Linked DNA regions of Mus musculus: region 1 is linked to region 2. The links are chromatin loops, found by intact Hi-C in ENCODE. Cell type or tissue: heart. All regions are shown on one strand. Each heading gives the region's core, and the rest is flanking DNA. Links, peaks and the distances in the headings are about the cores only.

Region 1 (5,381 bases), core at 52-5,051, 55 kb before region 2:
TGCCATGCCTTCTTGGAAGGGAACTAAGCAACTGATATGATTGAAGGTCCTATATGGAGCAGGTCACAGAATATAGAATTTAGGCCTACAGAATATATATACAGAATATATCTACAGAAGCCAGTGAATGTTCTTCAGGCACGAATTTGGAATGGGTCCGTAAGAATCTTTTGCGTGATATCTGTTGCATGGTGTGATCTTTGCGTCATACCTTGGCCACAACCTGTCAGACTAGGACCTCAACTTTCCTTTGGGGAGAATCACCCAGACGATTTTGAAGAAAACAGGATCCTGGAGCTCTATGGACAGAGGCTGTGCTAACTGGCCTGGAGGAAACTTGGAGCATCTGCAGTTTTAAAAAGTGTTCCAGTTTGAGAACCCCGGCAGTAAGGAGACAGCCTGGGAAGAGTTTAAGTGACGGGAGGTTCTACTGGAGAGGTTGTATAGGGTGGAATAAAAATGGCTTTTTATGATCTTGGGCCAAAGAGGAAAAAAAAAATCCCCAGGACAAAGAAGGGTCTGAGTTAACATAAGAAAGTTAGTATGTATGGTTTAAGATCCAAGTGTGATCTCAGCTAGTTTCCACTGTGCAGGCGTCACCGTTCCCAGACAGTCAGCCTGGCACTGTGGTAGGTAGATGACTGAACAGAGAAGGAAAATTCACCAAGCTTTCCTCTAAAAAGAAAGTTGCCTTCTTCAGAACAGTGTGTGTGTGTGTGTGTGTGTGTGTGTGTGTGTACGTGTTTGGTGTGTAGGGTGTTCATCTCTCTAAGATCCAGTGAGACTGAGAACAAGTACTAAGAAGACACAGGGTGCTTAGGAAACCCCACTTTGGGCTGCATGGGAGTTCAGCCATTCCAGTAGATCTCCAGAGATGGCCATGGGAGGGCTGAGGCAGCTGTGGGATTTCAGTTGTAAAAGCTGGTCACAGCCCTGGTATTCTTAGTAGCCATTTATGGCTCTTTTTCATAAATCTGGCTAAAATGTTTTTGAATTCCTTTACGCTTCCTGCCAGTCCCACCTTTTGAAACTAATGAGTTCCGCAAGTTTATAACCTGCCTGTATGAAGTACATTTCCTTTCATTTGCCCTGAACTTACTTCACTCTGTTTTAAAGAGTACCCTCCTTGTCCTTAAGAAGAGAAAGTAAACAGAATTATGAGATGAGGACAGATTGGCTGAAGTAAGTAGGGCAGAAAGCGAGCCAGGTGTCTGAGGTACTGCAGACTACCTTAAATCCATAGCGTAGTTAAAACAGGCGGGCAGAGGCCGGCATTGCAGGGCCAGGAGGGAGGTGGTGTTCCTCTGCACAATGGCTTGGTTGTTCTCCTGCCCAGACCCGGCCAGGGGTCCCTGCTTCCTGTTTGGGGCTCCACAGCTCAAAAGAAAGGGAGAGCTCAAATGTTTAGCAGATAGCAAGAAAAACAACAGAACACCAAAAGCAGAACCCATGGGGAAAATAAGGCAAATTTAGGTATTTTTTTTGTTTACAATTAGATACTTATTTCATTTGAGAATATGCAGAACCCTATGTCTTAAAACGAAAACAAAGAGGATTTTCCAGGGCTGACAATCATTAGTAAGACTGGAGACAGAAAATGATGTCTCTTATTTTTTATTTTTGTTGTTGTTTTTATTTCTGAAATAATTTGGGGTTTATCTTTGAACATGCCTCCCTGGACTAGAAATGAGGCCAAATGAGTTATTTGCTCTGAAGCACGTGGTCCTTTTGCTCTAGGTCAAAGGATGAAAGATGACATAAACACCTTACAAAAGAAGGGGGCTGACTATGGTAATGCTAATATGTACCCTATTTTTTTTTAAGTATAAAGTTTTTAAAACATTGATGTCTATGGGCTGTAGGGTGGACTGAAGTATCAGTTGCGTGCCCCACCCCCATCATAGTATAAAGTTGGTTATAGGAAAGTCTTGTTCTTTAATGGCAAATAGGGCAAAGGTTATATGCGGCAGGCATGTAGCCCCGTAGAGTGTGCAGGGTGCAGGTTGGGCTGTAAAACTGCTCATTAAATTGTCCTGTTCTGAAGCAGAAGCAAATACATGAGCTCAGGGAGGAAAGCCACAGAAACTGTCTAGAAATATTTCCGTGAAAGACTGTGCAAATAGCTCTCCCTGGTCATGAAAAATGCAGTTGCTGATATACAAATAGCTTCACTTAAAAGACTTAAATACCTTCCCTGCAATGCTGTCTTTGACTGACTGCCAAGAACTACCTAATGCTGTTCTTTTTTTATTTTCTCTTTAAATTTTTCTGAATAGACTGTATGGTGCATACAAAATGAAGATGGCACGTACACTAGAAGTTACTGAAAGAGCACGAGAAGGAATCTAGTTACTGACTCTCCATCCCAAACCCCTCTTTAAAGTTCCTGAGTTTTGTACTTGTTTTGAATGTCAACCCAAATAATAGAAAAGGTGGGGGGGGCAGGGAGAGGCATTTAACAATTGGTTGGGCGATGATTGTCCACACTTCAGTATTTTAGTGAACAGAAAGTGGAGAAGGAAGAATTCAAAGCTAATAATAGTAATGGCTTGCTGGCTAAATAATGAGCAGCAGGAGGACTTCTAAGAAGGCAGTTAGCCCCAGAGCGATTCAGACAGACTTGCTTACACAACGGCTGGCTGCTCTAGGAGGAAGCAAGCCAAAACCAACATCAACACCCAGCAGCGCCAGTTGCTCACAGGAGGAGTGTGTAGCGGGATGCTGATGAAGTGCATTGTGGGAATGAATGAGAAGTCAAGACCCCTATCTCGCTTTTAATGGGAATCTTGTGATGCCCCAGACCCTGTCTGAGCCGTACAAGGGGCACCCTGCTGGACTCTGCTTGGGCCCCGTGATTAATGGGAGTGACAGGAGGCCAGGCTTGTCTAGAAAATTGACTGTGGATGAAAGCAGTAGGCAGTGAATCATGCGCCCTGAGTTCGACCCCCACTGCTCTGTCTGGGGTCTCTTTCACCATTTCCGCAGTATGTGTTGGGGTTGGGTTGGGATGAGGGACCCAACAAGGATATGAGTGTGGAAATTCTTATTTATTTATTTATTTATTTATTTATTTATTTATTTATTTTTATAGCAAAGAAAGAACTGCAGATGGTTCAACTCCGTTCTCACTCCCAAGACTTGTGTTATCTTATAAAGGCAGTCTGGAGCTGCTTGTGAGAAACCGTGAATCAAAGTGAGAGAGACTCCCTGTTAGAAGCAAGGCTGGAAGGTGACAGGGGAGGGAACTGCCTGAGAATCATACAGACATTTGGCCAGAATAAAACTACAGAGCTGTCTTACAACGCTAAACCCAGTCACATCCTGTGAGATAGCTTGGACCGTGCTGAATGCGTCTTGCCAGTCAAGCTCCTTTTTCCAGAGTTTACTACAAAAAGCATTTCCTCATTCCCCCAGCTGTGAACAAACAAAACCAAATGAAACAAAATGAAACAAAACAAAACAATCATCTTGGCTCTTTCCCCCTCCCCCCCTTCTCACTGGCCCCTAAAACATTTCATTCAGGAATAATCATTTCTTTTGTGTTAATAGATTTTTAAAAGTTGGTATCTTCCTTCTAAAGTGGCAGTTGACAGTTTGACCGCTTCCTGCTTTACTAGCCCTTTTACTCTGCAATCCATACATTTATCCCCTTAACATGGTACATGCTGCAGTGTGGCACGGGAGCTCAATGAAATACATTGTACATGGAACTCGGTCCTGAGACAGAAACACTAGCTCCAACAGGGTAGTATTCACATGCTTTTTAAAGTGGCTCGGCAGAGAGTTAGGATGGTGGTTAGGCGCCAGCCCCAGGGTGTGGCTCTCTGGGACTCTGAGCAGCGAATAACTACTCATGCAAACGTTGGAGTTCAAGAATTTACAACTGGCAGAGCTGTTCATATGAGCCACTGGCTGACACGGGTCTGGCTCAAGGAAATGTCCCACTTTCACTTCTGAGGGTCCCCTTCTCTCTCTGTGATTGGTGCCAATGAAGAAATGAATCACCTCTGCTAGGACTCTCTGAATGTGGTACTTAGTGTAGCCTCCTGATTCAAGTGGTACCCTATCTACATCCTCCCCTTAGCAGGATGGATGGTGGGTAAGGGGGTGGGAAAAGGCAACAGATAAAAAGTGGAATCGCCTTTACTCTCAGCACTCACGAGGCCTAGGCAGGGGAATCTCTGGTCTGGCAGAATGATCTGTGGGAAGAATACTATGTCACATGTCAAAATAACTTTAGTTATCCTGGTTTTCGTAAGAGACTTTTTCCTGAGGAGACACCACACACACACACACACACACACACACACACACACACACACACACACACGCACACACACATGCACACACACACACACAAGTTAGCAAGATTTAAAACCCCTCATTTGTATTCCTGGATCCCTGGAAAGGAACTGTTATTCATGTGCCAAGGAACACAGCAATTCATTATTATTTTTTTTTCTTTCTTTCTCCCTAGGTACCCTCCCAGTAAGATTAAAAGCAGTCTGGGATGTGGGCAGAGCACTGAGGGAGGAGTGGGAGCGGGGGAACGATGGCCTTTTAATAGCCTCTGCCCCACTCGTTCAACACAGTAGGAACCTTGTGTTTCAGATTGAAACTCAACGGTTTCCTTCCTCTGAAGCCTTGACTTGGCTATGTACCGAAGCCATGTGCTGAGGTCTCTGGACAGATCTGGAGAGGCAGTGAGTCAACAACTGGCCTTCCTGACAGGGATGATGGAGAGGCTGTGGGAAATTGTGGTAACCTTGATTTGTAAACAAGCAATCAAGCGAGCAAACATACGTTTTGGAGTACTTCAGCCCCATTGATGGTCTCCAAACTCAACACAGAGTTTCTGTGCATCTTTTCAAATGTAAGCACCTTGCAGAACTCCTCCACCCGGGTCATGCTCAGGAAACTGATGTCCTGACTGGCCTTCACTCAGGAGCCTGTATGAGTGCCCATACTATACCTGTTTAATTTGTGGCTATTCCTCGGTGTCTATTCACCACACTCACACTTGGGAAGAGGACTAATCGTCTGTTTTGTACAGTATGCCTTGGCTGGAATTTAGTTAGTACTAATTTCAAGTTATATGATTGCATTTTTGATATGTCCTTCTCAGGGTTGTGTCAGGAGATGTGTGGTGTTCTGTCCTACCACTACCAGGGACTTTGGTGATTTGGTTAAGATGGCGTCCTTCAAGGTTTATCCCCTATCAAGTTTCTATTTTGTCTCTCTTTGAAACTTACCTTATGGGTCATATTTTGAGAGTGTGAATATCCCATTTCTTATTCGACTTTCACTTCCTCATTTTAATATCCACTGTTAATAACTTCGATACGTTCTACATGACAATTCTCAAACTTCTTCTCTAAGTT
Region 2 (5,381 bases), core at 301-5,300:
TGGTGCTTTGAAGGGGAAAAAGGGAAAGATGGGAGGAAGATTTACCTGGGATATGGGAGAGGGAGGGCAACATAGATGGAGAAAAGGGAAGGTGGGATACATAACAATTAGAATGTTTGAGAATATTTTCCCATTACATAGAAAATCAGTTACCATTCAGGTGACAACACATACACAGTGCTAGACTGGACAGACTTGAAAAAAAAATCACATTCTTTGTTCTCAAATGATGGTAGGAAGAAGAGGGAGAAGAGAAGAAAGAAGAAGGAGTTTCTAAAGGAAATAGTGCAAGCCAGGCATGGTGGCATGTGACTTTAATCCCAGCACTCAGGAGACAAAGCCAGGTGGATCTCCAAGTTTTAAGCCAGCCTGGTCTACAGAGTGAGTTCCAAGCTAGCTGCACATTGAAATCCTGTCTCAGAGAATGCAGAGATGAAAATGAAAATGAGATGAAAAGGCAAATGAGCCATATAATCATGGATGGTTCTTATATCCCAAAGGAAGCAAGAATATGACTTATGGAGAAGGTAATAAGATGTCGAAATACTTCCCATCTTCACAGTGGGGCAGTGGGAAAGCTGCAGGGGACTGGAAAGCCCTAGATGTTTTTACTACTTAGGAAAGGAAGGAAGGAAGGAAGGAATGAAGTGAGGGAGGGAGGGAGGGAGGGAGGGTTGGAGGGAGGGAGGGTCGGTCAGTGTCTATAGGGAAATCCTAAAAGATTGGAAAATCAAAGCAGATCATTCATATAGTTTAAAAGGATCAATGAAACAGCCAAGGCAAACATGACACAAAGGGTACACACTTCCACAGATGTTTTATCATCCCAGTAGCTACTACACATGATTCCAAACATTGGGAAATGGAGGAAATAAGTGTGCAAGATTTGCCCCCAGCAAAGAAGAAAGGGTCCAGAGCTCCAAATGCAAAAGAAACTGAGAAAATATCTAAATCAGATGTTTTATGCAACCTGACAATGAGATATCAGAGTATGAAAGAAATTAATAACATGCTAATAGTAAGCACTATTTCAATCTATTCAGAACTAGACTATCCAAGACCACAACAAAACATATACTACAGGCCAGTGAGACGGCTCAGAGGTTAGAGGCACTTACTAACAAGCTTGGTGACCTAAGGTCAAACCCACATGGTAGGAAGAGAGAGTCGACTACAGAAAAACATCCTCTGACCTCCACATGCACACCATGGCAATCACATGCTCCCACATACATGACCCCCCCCATACATGCATGCTCACGCACACATATACACATACATACATAAACTACAGCACTATGCTTAAATGAGTCACTTTGTGTAAAAGGCCAGTATTAACTTCAGGGTATAAAAAAAAAAATCAACTGATTTTCACAAAAGAGTAGAAATTGAAATGGGAAAATAATTTACATTAGGAGTAAAGCCTTTAAAATGTGTGGAAATAAATAATTTGATTATGTGATACCCAAAGCTGTAACAAGTTAGTGTGTGTATGCATTCTACAGATAGTAACACCTGGAGGTACTAAACACCACCTTTAAATGGCTCTGTGAATTTCTAAGTGACTCTCCATTAAATCCTTAAAATTTCTTTTCAATGAAGACATTGATCATCTCTTTGTTAGCCTTATGGATACTTTTTGTCTTAAAGTCGTTATTGACAGTAAAAACCAGATGCCAACATTCTATTACATATTACCCGATGGGCTCGCACTTTTATTTGCATTTACCCAACATTCACGTTTCCTTTTCTTTGTTCTTTTTTTTCCTCCCTAACTTTTTTCTACTTCAAAACACCTATTTGTTGAAAACTCCCAATAGTAAATTGGATATCATTTTTCATCCCAAGCTGTAAACCATCACCTATGAGTAAAAATGTCTCTCTGATGTTTATTTCTTGCCATGGCTGTATGTTTGCTTTTGGGTTTGTCATGCTGAGACACACATGGCTTAAAAAAAAAAAAAAAAAAAAAAAACAAAACCCAAAAACCTTTATTTTACTATTTCCTTTGTTTGTGTGGAGACATAAACTGCCTTTCTGGCTTTGACATTTTTTCAGCAGTTCTCAGTTCTAGGCAAAATTGATCATCTTCCAGTTTGCATATCTTGAGTTCATTGTTGTATACTTGATGCTCAGTAATAACACAATCACCCCTCAGGGGCTGGAGAGACGGCTCAGCTGTTAAGAGCACGGGCTGCTCTTCCAGAGGACCCCAGTTGACTTGCAGCACCCGCGAGGCGGCTCACAACTGTGTGTAACTCCAGTTTAGGGGGATCTACTGCCATCTTCTGGCCTGTGTCAGTGCCAGGCATGCAAATGGTACACAGGCATCCATGTAGGCCCATACACATGAAATAAAACGATAAAATTAAAAAACCCTCTGACTTATCGAAGTATTTCAAAGCTGCCTCTTCACTGCAGGGCATTGGCGGAGTTGCCTAAGTGTCTGTTGACCTAGATTATTTAAGTACAGCTGCCGTCTTTTAAACATTTGACTTTATTTTTACTTCTGAGTTTTGTTTTGTTTTGTTTTGTTTTGTTGTTTTTTATTTTTCCACTTAAGCAGTGTTTTGGGGAGGAACTTTGTATTCATCTTGAGGAAATATTTATTGTCAGGATTTCCCCATTTGGAACATTTTCTCTTGGACTCATTTCTTTACAACACAGCTAGACGTCTAGATTCCAGAGGGCACAACACCTGCTGTTTCCCAGATGCAGTGGTAAGCCAGGCCATAGGGGCTTCTTTAGGTTATTCATGCTAGCATGCAGGGGTCATTGATATGTATTTAATTCAGTTCAGTTTATGAGTTTTACAAGCAGTTGACAGACATCTCTGGTGTTTTTGGCTATTGAGGTACAGCAATTGATGGAGCAAAGCCAAAGAAAAAGCTCTCTCTCTCTCTCTCCCTCTCCCTCTCTCTCCCTCTCCCTCTCCTCTCTCTGTCTCTGTCTCTGTCTCTCTGTCTCTGTCTCTCTCTCTTTAACCATCTTACGAGAGGGGCCATCCCACTAGATCTCTAAGGCTACTCTGAAAATTGGGTCAAAAAGCTGTTTTCATAGATGAGGAAATAGACTCAGAGAGAGCTGTGGGACTTTCCCTGAATCACAGGCCAGCTAACCAGTACACCCAGAACCTCCCCCAGCCCTCAGCATATGACCTCTCTACAGCAGCTGCATGGGTGAAGAAATACATTAATGGATGAAAACACAGTGGAGCAGACTTGGTCATGTTTAAAATCATGTACGGTTTTTGGTTGTTTTTTTTTTTTTTAATTTTTGACCAGATCTTGATTTTTATAGAAAACACAGAATATAAACATTAAAAAGATAAGCCACAAGAAGTAGGGTGGGGAATTTCAGAGAAGCTGGGATGCAGCTCAAGGAAATATACTGTCCATGTCCAAGGAAAAAAGTTCACTCTGGGAAAATTATAAAGGCTACACCTTTGCTCCTGGGCAGAAAGGGGGATAGTTTATTTAATGAGAATAAAACAATACATTGCTTTTAAAGGATCTAATGAAGCCTCTACTGTTTCTCCAACTTTACTAAGTAGGCTTCCCTTTGGAGCTCTTTCCAACACTCAGCCAAGGCTCCTTTGAGATGCAAAGGTGTGGGGTGGGCAAAGCTGGAGACTGTTGTCTGGAGAACCCTTGGCCAGTTGGAAGGCAGGAGACGCACAGTCCACACAGACTTTCCACATTCTCTGTGAGGCTCTGAGGAATCCAGCTTTGGCTCCACCACACTGACCTTTCTCCAGGGTATTTTCTTTCAGGGGTTCTTCACACGGAAAATCTTATTTTTTTTCCCCTTAAAGGACAGCCAAATTCTTGAGAGGGAAAATAATTATCTGGTTGAAACATTAGAAGAAGGTCAAAGGCTTCTGGTGGCTTTGGCAGCTTTGTCTCTACCCGGTTCTAAAGCCTCGTCCTAGGCCGTGTCTAGACAGCCAAGGCGAGTTGGACACAGGTCTGAAACACTGAGCTGGCCTGATTTACTGGAAGGCTCATAAATTCTGTCCAGGAAGCTTCCAGGTTCTCACCACATGCTGTAGCTGTATAGATAACCCACAGCAATTTGTACCGAGTGCATTTTTTTGTTTAGTCTATTTCGGCTGCAATCATGCAGATATGAGTTTCTGAATGACTCTGCTCTGAAACCAAGTTATGTGTCCCACAGCTCGAAGAACTGAGAAAGTGGTTGGGGTGCTGAAAAGCGAGGGAGGGAAAGGCTCAGCCCTTAGGTAAAAGGCTTTTTAAGTGCTCTGCTGAAGCGAACAAGACCGCAGGATGAGCTTATGTTTTGATTAGACGTGAAAAAAATGTTCTTACATGTCAAAAGAAAGCTCCTGGCTGTTAAAAAATATAAAGTTTAATTCCCTTATTTCTTTTCCATGTCTCTTCAATCATCTGACACCAGCTATTAAACAATTAAGAACGGTGTTTCAAAATAATCTCTTAACAGATTCCTTTTTATAATTTCCGGGGTGTTTGATAACATAAATGCTTTTAGGAGTGGGATTTTGCTGGGACCCAAGGTCTCCAGATAACGCTAGAGTTTAACACACAGCACCATGTTGGTCCTAGGCAGGCTGCACAGCCTGACACAGAAAGGAATGAGCCCAGCTTCCTCTTTGCCACCAGCCATAACTATTCCTTCCAGTATCTGTGATTCTGAAAGGTCAGTCATGCTGTCTAGCTGACTAACTGGCAATTCATGGCTTCTAGCAAAGTCAGGCCATATTGTCACGTGCTTATTAATTTTTAGTCTTAAGAGTTTACAAGACATACATGGCATAATTTCATAAACTGTAGACTTTACTACTGAATTTAAGACAGGTTTAATTTATTATTAAAAATCTTGACTTAAGATGGGCATGGCAGCCAAAGATCTATAATATCAGTACATGGGAGATGGAGACAGGAGGATTGTGGGTTTGAGGCCAGCCTGGGCTACACTGTGAGACTGTGGCTGAAAGAATTCATGGCTTCATAAGCATAGCTCACAAACTTTGGAAGCCAAGAAAGTGTGTGTGTGTGTGTGTGTTTGTGTCTGTGTGTCCCAAGCCTTTCAGTGCCCAAGCCAACTCTTTAGTCAGTTTCTTCAAACATTTCTTAGATGTATTTCCTAGACAGTGTAGCATTTTTGGTTCTATGTTACATTTTAATATGGTTTTCTGCACGTGAGATTCGAGTAACTGTCACAAACTTCTCTATGAAATAGCATACATATACAATGAAGGCGTTCAATGCATTTTTTGCCATTTTTTTTGACAGTATGCTTTTCTTAATACAGGTTTGATAAACACAGTAATATACAATAGATAGAATATGGCTAGGGCCATGAACATTGGTTAACAATCTGGCCTGCACTGTTCCTTCCTC

The links. Hi-C counts contacts between places; a loop is a spot of excess contacts. Peaks named below come from ENCODE experiments on the same cell type or tissue, not always from the same donor. Only the 100,000 strongest peaks of a DNase experiment are listed, where the experiment ranks them.
Region 1: it touches region 2 in a loop (3-fold over the local background); 3 of 42 quality-filtered maps call a loop at or near these places.

The regions. Positions count from the first base shown.
Region 1 is chr1:162,035,393-162,040,773 of GRCm38, forward strand. The region is part of intron 17 of Dnm3 (dynamin 3); the gene reads right to left. Among named protein-coding and RNA genes, the nearest start is that of 2810442N19Rik, 33 kb to the left of the region's middle. In heart, for the core only: no CTCF peak of the experiment used is centred there; DNase peaks (open chromatin) are centred at 2,689, 3,819 and 4,629; H3K27ac peaks cover 4,382 bases.
Region 2 is chr1:162,090,342-162,095,722 of GRCm38, forward strand. The region is part of intron 15 of Dnm3 (dynamin 3); the gene reads right to left. Among named protein-coding and RNA genes, the nearest start is that of 2810442N19Rik, 88 kb to the left of the region's middle. In heart, for the core only: a CTCF peak has its summit at 2,317 (motif pointing left); DNase peaks (open chromatin) are centred at 3,130 and 3,930; H3K27ac peaks cover 649 bases.